Linked DNA regions of Homo sapiens: all the other regions are linked to region 1. A link is a loop called in an ENCODE intact Hi-C map of the cell type or tissue named here. Cell type or tissue: Caco-2. All regions are shown on one strand.

What was found. Peaks named below come from ENCODE experiments on the same cell type or tissue, not always from the same donor. Only the 100,000 strongest peaks of a DNase experiment are listed, where the experiment ranks them.
Region 2: a loop joins it to region 1, with 4 times the contacts of the local background. A loop is called at or near these places in 2 of 110 quality-filtered maps.
Region 3: a loop joins it to region 1, with 2.1 times the contacts of the local background. A loop is called at or near these places in 4 of 110 quality-filtered maps.

What each region holds. Positions count from the first base shown.
Region 1 is chr13:33,016,418-33,018,917 of GRCh38, forward strand. It overlaps KL (klotho), which reads left to right and starts at 6. Exons shown (of 5, transcript NM_004795.4): 1 at 6-842. The coding sequence starts at 24. It overlaps LOC124903151 (translation initiation factor IF-2-like), which reads right to left and starts at 36. Exons shown (of 2, transcript XM_047430819.1): 1 at 1-36. The coding sequence starts at 25. RefSeq lists enhancers at 1-185, 186-763, 972-1,031 and silencers at 42-111, 802-901. In Caco-2, no CTCF peak of the experiment used is centred here; a DNase peak (open chromatin) is centred at 1,274; H3K4me3 peaks cover 1,145 bases.
Region 2 is chr13:32,789,657-32,792,156 of GRCh38, forward strand. No RefSeq gene overlaps it. Among named protein-coding and RNA genes, the nearest start is that of LINC00423, 120 kb to the right of the region's middle. In Caco-2, a CTCF peak has its summit at 1,242; a DNase peak (open chromatin) is centred at 1,195.
Region 3 is chr13:33,216,978-33,219,477 of GRCh38, forward strand. All of the region lies in intron 1 of STARD13 (StAR related lipid transfer domain containing 13), which reads right to left. Among named protein-coding and RNA genes, the nearest start is that of STARD13-AS, 59 kb to the right of the region's middle. In Caco-2, no CTCF peak of the experiment used is centred here; DNase peaks (open chromatin) are centred at 566 and 1,254; H3K4me3 peaks cover 260 bases.

The DNA.
Region 1 (2,500 bases):
CCGGAGCCTGGCTCCCGCGCAGCATGCCCGCCAGCGCCCCGCCGCGCCGCCCGCGGCCGCCGCCGCCGTCGCTGTCGCTGCTGCTGGTGCTGCTGGGCCTGGGCGGCCGCCGCCTGCGTGCGGAGCCGGGCGACGGCGCGCAGACCTGGGCCCGTTTCTCGCGGCCTCCTGCCCCCGAGGCCGCGGGCCTCTTCCAGGGCACCTTCCCCGACGGCTTCCTCTGGGCCGTGGGCAGCGCCGCCTACCAGACCGAGGGCGGCTGGCAGCAGCACGGCAAGGGTGCGTCCATCTGGGATACGTTCACCCACCACCCCCTGGCACCCCCGGGAGACTCCCGGAACGCCAGTCTGCCGTTGGGCGCCCCGTCGCCGCTGCAGCCCGCCACCGGGGACGTAGCCAGCGACAGCTACAACAACGTCTTCCGCGACACGGAGGCGCTGCGCGAGCTCGGGGTCACTCACTACCGCTTCTCCATCTCGTGGGCGCGAGTGCTCCCCAATGGCAGCGCGGGCGTCCCCAACCGCGAGGGGCTGCGCTACTACCGGCGCCTGCTGGAGCGGCTGCGGGAGCTGGGCGTGCAGCCCGTGGTCACCCTGTACCACTGGGACCTGCCCCAGCGCCTGCAGGACGCCTACGGCGGCTGGGCCAACCGCGCCCTGGCCGACCACTTCAGGGATTACGCGGAGCTCTGCTTCCGCCACTTCGGCGGTCAGGTCAAGTACTGGATCACCATCGACAACCCCTACGTGGTGGCCTGGCACGGCTACGCCACCGGGCGCCTGGCCCCCGGCATCCGGGGCAGCCCGCGGCTCGGGTACCTGGTGGCGCACAACCTCCTCCTGGTGAGTGCGAGGGGCCAGGCGGAGGGCCACGCAGGGGAGACAGAGGGCCTCCACAGGGGCCAGGGGGAAGTGTGGGAACTGAGTCTCCCCCAGACGAGGCTTCACTTGGACACGTGTATGTGGTCACCGGGGGAAACTGAGCAGTTCTGACTTCCCTTGGAAGGCGTGGAATTAGGAGAGAAATCCCTTAGTGGGCACACGAGTGAGTGCCCCTTGGAGTCCATCTGTGGAAAGGAAGCGGTGATAGGTTTCCGCAGTGAGGAAAGAAACTCCTTTCTCTGGGTGTAGAGGAATTCCTAGAGGTGAGGGCGGGGAGGATTTGCTAGGAGTAACTGCAGGAAGAGAATGAGCAGGGTGGATGAAAGAAACACGTTTGTTCTTAAGCCGCACAGATAGCATTACTCTCTGGAGCTGTCACGAGTTCAGTGTTAATCCAATAAGATCTGTCTTGCTTGTGGCACAAGTTCACACTGTTGTGAAAGTGTCAAAACACAACTCCCGGAGAGTCAGATTTAAACTGTGTTTGGAGGTCCCTTCTGCGGCAGGGCAGGGAACTGCATCCACCAATCTTATTCACCGGGGTGTGAAGACCGCTTTATACAATCTCAAACAAAGCTAGTCATAGAAACACAGAAACAACTGCAGGGTGATATAGATTGTTCTACCACATCTATATTTCCACAGTGCTCTCTACAGTTGAAAGGGTTCCTCACTTATGACATTGTTAGCCTGATAAAATTAATTGTAACACCCTTGTGCAAAATATTTTATTAATTTTGACAGCAGGAAATATTGCTATGCCATGGTAAAGTTGTCTCAAGTATTTCTTCCTCCTTTTTTCTCCTTAGTGTTCAAATTTAGGCACCATTGTTTTGGGGATTCATTTATAATCATGTCAGTTGTTAGTACACTTTGTACAGAGTTTTGTATCACAATAAAATATTTTATGTACATGTATAAACATTTTAATAAAAGTGTTTAAATGTACAACTTTTGGTACCCAATTCTGATCACTTGTGGGCCTACTGGAAGACTTATTTTTAAATTTAGAATTCAGCCACATATTCTGAACAAAGTCAGTACTAAAACCATTTCTAAACACTTTTAATTAAAGCCATAGATAATATGGGCAGAGCAGTACTGGGTTATTGAGGTGACTTAGTGCTCTGAGCTGCTGGTAATGTTGTAATAATGGCTAAATTAGATTTTATGTCAGTTCCACAAAACCTGTTTGCTGCTACTGGCCATAAAAGAATGTTGGATTTGTTTGGAAACACATTGTGATTTTTGTGATTTCATACTTATGTATGTCTTTTCATAAGGATGTTTTAGAGCGGTGATTCTTATACTTTTTCAATCCTTTTATGGATCTGAAAAACTCTAAAGACCACCAGTGTATGGCTGGTGATAGAAAAACTATGGGAAGAATGGTCTCACTTTTTGAAGAAAACATAAGCAAGTTATCAGTTCATACTGGAAGCAAATAAATGGATCAGCTGGAGGATCTAATAGATCATGCCCATAAAATCTTTACTTTAGATTTAAATCCTACAAGTTCTATTTTTAGAGTCCCTAGGATAAACTTGCATATACAAAGTAGTCAATTGTTATTATAGTGACTTATAGGATCATTTTATTATAAGATAAAGACTTGCGTG
Region 2 (2,500 bases), 230 kb before region 1:
AGTCACATATCAAAGTATATAAGGGATTAAAATAAGGTAGATCTAATAGAGATGTTAAATATTGTAATTTTGAAACAATACACCTTGTCAAGAAACTGAGTCGTATGGAAATTGGCTATCAAGCCAAAAGAATCTCAAATTACAAAATTAAAAATGAATTAAAATGAAATATCTAATTACCTGGAATTTTAAAAAATATTCTCAGATCAAGGGAAAAAATGACAAATATTTAGAAAGTAGCTCTAATAAAAATACGTATTAAAGGCAGTATATAGCTATACTATATATATGGCTGAGACTGTGGCTTTGCAGCCATACTCTGGGTTTCATCCTCAGTTTTGCTGCTTACCAGTTGTGTAACCTTGAGCAAGTTGTATAACCTCTCAGAGTCTCAGTTCTGAAGGATTAAGTAAATTTAAAGAAGTACATGGCACAGAGTAAGTGCTCAAAAAATATTAGCCATTGCTAGTATTTTCCAAGATGGCCAGTGTGGCTAGAATGGAGTAAAGATGGAAGAGCTTTATATGAAGTCAGGGGCGTGGAAGCACAGATGTAGGACCTTGTGGACTATTACAAGGACTGTAAGCAAAAGCCATAGGGCTTTTGAGTGAGATGGGAAGCCACCTGAGGTTTTGAAGAGAGGAGTCATATACTCTGACTTCCATTTTAAAACGATCCTCTGGCTAGTGTGAGGGGGGAGGGCTGAGGCAGACAAGGAAGCGGTTGTGCTAATCTGGGTTATCTGTGACTGGAATGGCCTTGATGGATGGGATGGTAGTAATGGATGTAGTGAAAAGTGGTTGGGTTCTGGATATATACTAAAGGTACAGCCAACAGAATTTGCTGATATATTGGGTATGAACTGTGAGAGAAAGCACCTGGCCCAAGCACTGGAGAGAGGAGTTGCCATTAACTGAGGGATACCTGTTATTACCAGAAAACAAATCTAAACCGTAATAGGAGAATAAATAGTCTTCCCTAAATACGGTTGGACTCTGAATTCTCCAAGAAGTTATGAGCTGTACTTAACTCATAGCTGACCTCTGTGGGAATCAGCCTGCGCCTAGATCTCAGTGGGACTGGAGCCTAAGCTGGCTCCTGGGGATCTCTGTTCACCTTGTTCATGGGACGATAGCCCCCAGCCTACAGGAACCTTCAGATGATTGGACAGTGGACAGTCACGCATATCTGGCAGATGGTGCAGGAAGAAACCGCAAGGTGACACTTCTCCACTAGTAGGAGTATGGGATGAGAACTCCCTCTTGTGAGATCACCATTCAAGTTGGAGAATACTGAACCTTGATTCTGGGGATCAGCTGGCTTCAAGCTTTCAGAGGGGCTAGGAGCTGTCCTTGGTGAATATGGAGAGGAACAAACTGAGTAAAGGCAAATGTCAGAGGAAAGAATTTGTCAAATGAAATTATGTTCATTGTGTAATCTCACCTTATTACTACCTCATTCAAACTGATATATTTGATGTGATTGGATTTGTTTGGGCATATTGGTGGAGAAACTAGATTCCCTGTACTTATTGACACAAGGCAGAATTGGAGCCACAGAGACACTGACGTTAGTGTTTTTGGTATTTAGTGACTTGTGAAATCACAGGTGACTTCTGATAGTGCAGACTTAGGGCACTATTGGGGTGGGGGAAAAGAAGGCAGAAGCCAGACTGCAGTGGGGTGAGCAAATGTGAGTTCAGGAAGTGGAGATAGTGGAGGCTGATTTGGAGAAGTCTGGATGAGGAGGAACAAGGAGATGCCTTTTTTTTTTTTTTTTAAGGATAAACTATACTTGAACATTTTTTCCCATTAAACATACATGTATTGGGGTACCTGCCCACAGCCTTTTTAATCTGCTGTGGCACATTGCCTCTACTGAGTTGCATGATCTTGTCTTCCCTCTGATCCTACCTCACAGAGAAGAGTAGCCCGTTCACAATGACCTATGTATTGTGTGACCTGTTTGTATTTTCTTGTAGGAATTTGAATTAAAAGACACAGACAAGTTTCCAGTGAGTCATGGAGAGTAAATAAAAAATCCACGGGCTACTCTGGGCCATATGTGAGAGGAATTTAAGGGAAAGCCTGCTGCAGGACAAAGGTGGGTGAGCAGATGTGTGGAAAGAAGAAGAGAAGTCCCTAGAGATTACGTGAGAAAGAGGTGGCCTCGATCTGAATCCACCCCTGCACCTTCTGAGCACTGTGGCCTTGCAGTAACCACCTCCCCACTTCCTGTTATTCAAACTGGTTTGAAGGGATTTCACTTTCTCCCAGATGAAAGGACCCTGACTGGAGCAGTCTTGCTCGGACCTCTTCATCTTCAGCCCCTGTTTGTTCAGATGTGTTGTACAGATAAATACCAGAGTGTGTGAAGATGCTGTCTTACCAGGTTATTCTTTTCTCTTTTTAGAGACAAGGTCTTGCTCTGTCACCCAGGCTGGAGTGCAGAGGCGCGATCACAGCTCAGTGCAGCCTTGCACTCCCGGGCTCAAGCAATC
Region 3 (2,500 bases), 200 kb after region 1:
GGTTGCCAGGTGGAGGGTGCTAAGTAAAAATGCTATATAACTGCATGCTTTTTATAAACAGTAGTGGTCTTCCTGTGTAGTCTGCTATCACTGGACTGCCCCATATGTAAGTCCCCCCAATAAACCCTATGTCTCGTTGGCTGGCTTCAGGTCTCTTCTTTGGCCTCTGGACATGGTACTATCCCTGCTGGAGTCAATAGGGATCTGGCATGACACCATATGACACCTATCATAGCCCACAGGACATGAAATTTGAAAGACATTTCTACTCTTGCAGCTCATTGTTTTTGATGGCATGTGCCAACTAAGTACTGACATGCCACTTGGGGATGAGTGAGGAGGCTGCCCCACCCTTGTGACTCCATGGTGTGAGCACCTCCTGCCTCCTGCCTTTCACCTCCACTGCTTGGCCTCTTCAAAACCCTCTCCATCCAACCTGCTCCTGTCAAATATGTCTCTTGTCAGACTGAGCAATGTCAGACTGAGAGCATTTATTTCATGGGCAGGAAGCCAGAGTGGCTGCTGTGATGTCTGACTGCACGTGTGGTGCAAGCACACAGGGGAAGGGGGCCTTAGATTTTCTCAGGTCAAGGAGGACCATGCGGCCTGGCCTTCTCCACTTAGCGCTGCATGAGCTCACTGGGCTGGCATCAGAAAGCCCTTCCAAAACAGGAAGATACAAGATAAAACCTCCAAGAGAGCAAGGGAGGAGAGTGATGCTCCCTCTGGGAAGAATGCACCAAGCCAGAAATAAACACCTTCATGAAAAATATTTTAAAAGTTAAGCTCAAAATTGTTTTTTAAATGCAGCTTTACTGAAAAAACTATAAGCTCAGAGTCTCTGCTGGGGCAAGGATAAACAAAGCACGGTTCTTTCCAACAGGAAGCCCTCAGTCTAGCAGGACAGGTAAATCAGGCGAGTGATTTATTTTAAAAGAGAAAGACAAGGGAAATGAACATTTACTGAGTGTCTACTTCATGGCAAAGCTTGGAGCAGACTATATTACACACACATACACACACACACACAAATTCACACACATCTCATTTTATTCCACTTTACAGAGGAGAAAACAAAAGCTCATAGATTTCAATGGTGTCAAAAGTTACACGGAAGTAGCCAACTTTTTACTGTATGGCAAACATACCTGCTAGCAACAGCTTAGCTTGAGCAACACCCTGAGAGTTACCCTATGGTTTAAGAGGAATGCGTGTTCAGAGTTCCAAGCTAAGGAATCCAGGAGTGGCCAACCAGAGATTCATTCCTTATCTATGAGGAACATCTGAGCCCACGGCCTGTCCCATGGAATGTGGGCTGTCCTGGGGAGTCAGACCCTTTGTTTTGGGTTAAGTGAAGGTTTCCAGGTGAAGGGTAAGTGAAAATGGTACATAAATTGCATGCTTTCTGAAGGTGGTCTCCGTGCTCCTGTCCAGCCTGCCACCACTGGAACACTCTGCATGTAAGTTCTTCTCAATAAACCCTATGTCTCATTTGCTGACTCTTGAGTCTCTCCTTCAGCCTCTTGAACCTGGTGCCATCTCTACTGAAGTGAATAGGGGTCTGGTACGACAATATTCAAATCTAGTTCTCACTCCAAAGCATGTAATTCCAAAGCCCACACTATTCCTACATTATGATGCCTATTTCACTTCATTTGTCTGACTCATAGGAACCTGTTTAACCTCCTTGTTAAATAGAACATTATAAGAAATGCTGCCATACCTTAACACAGCAGAGTACTATATAAATTCAGATGGCATTATTGTAACATATCTTTCATTCAGTTGTCTGTGAAGAACAGATAGTAGTTTATATATTTGTGAAACTCAGCATTAAGATTTTGATATTAAAAAGACAGGGAAGGATACTCTGTGATAAATACGAATTAGGTCACATCATTCTATGCTTGGTTATGCTGAACAACACGGCACTGAAAAAACAGAGAATACCTGTAAGATTATTTCTTCTAAAGGAGAACCTAAAGGTAAACCTAGAACTTGGATGACTCTACAAATAAGGGCCCTGGAAATCTACAGGGCGTCTTCCCTTTCTAATTTTAAAAATATAACAATCGTGTTTACTATATCTATTGTGAAATACAATTACAGGGTACTATGTAAGATGCTAAGGGGTGGATAAATCTCAGAATAAATAAATAAAAGTAACTTTCCATGGACTGAGGGAGACGGTCACCATGCAGTACGCCACAGTTCCAGGGCATGACTGTAGAGCAGGGAAAAGTACTGCAAAGACACCAATCTTTCTTTGATGTGTGTCCCTTTCTTCCCTTTGAGTTGGGTTCCTGCTGATCCTGAGGGAACCCCTCTTGCTGCTCCTCTGCTTGACCATCTCAGCGCCTCCTTAGAGCTCCAGCTGACTCTCATCCTGCTCCCCCATGCAGGGCTGGTTACATGATTTGTGGATCCCAGTGCAAAATGAAACAAGTATAAAAATAGGTCGGATGCAGGAGGTGGAGCTTGCAGTGAGCTGAGATTGCAC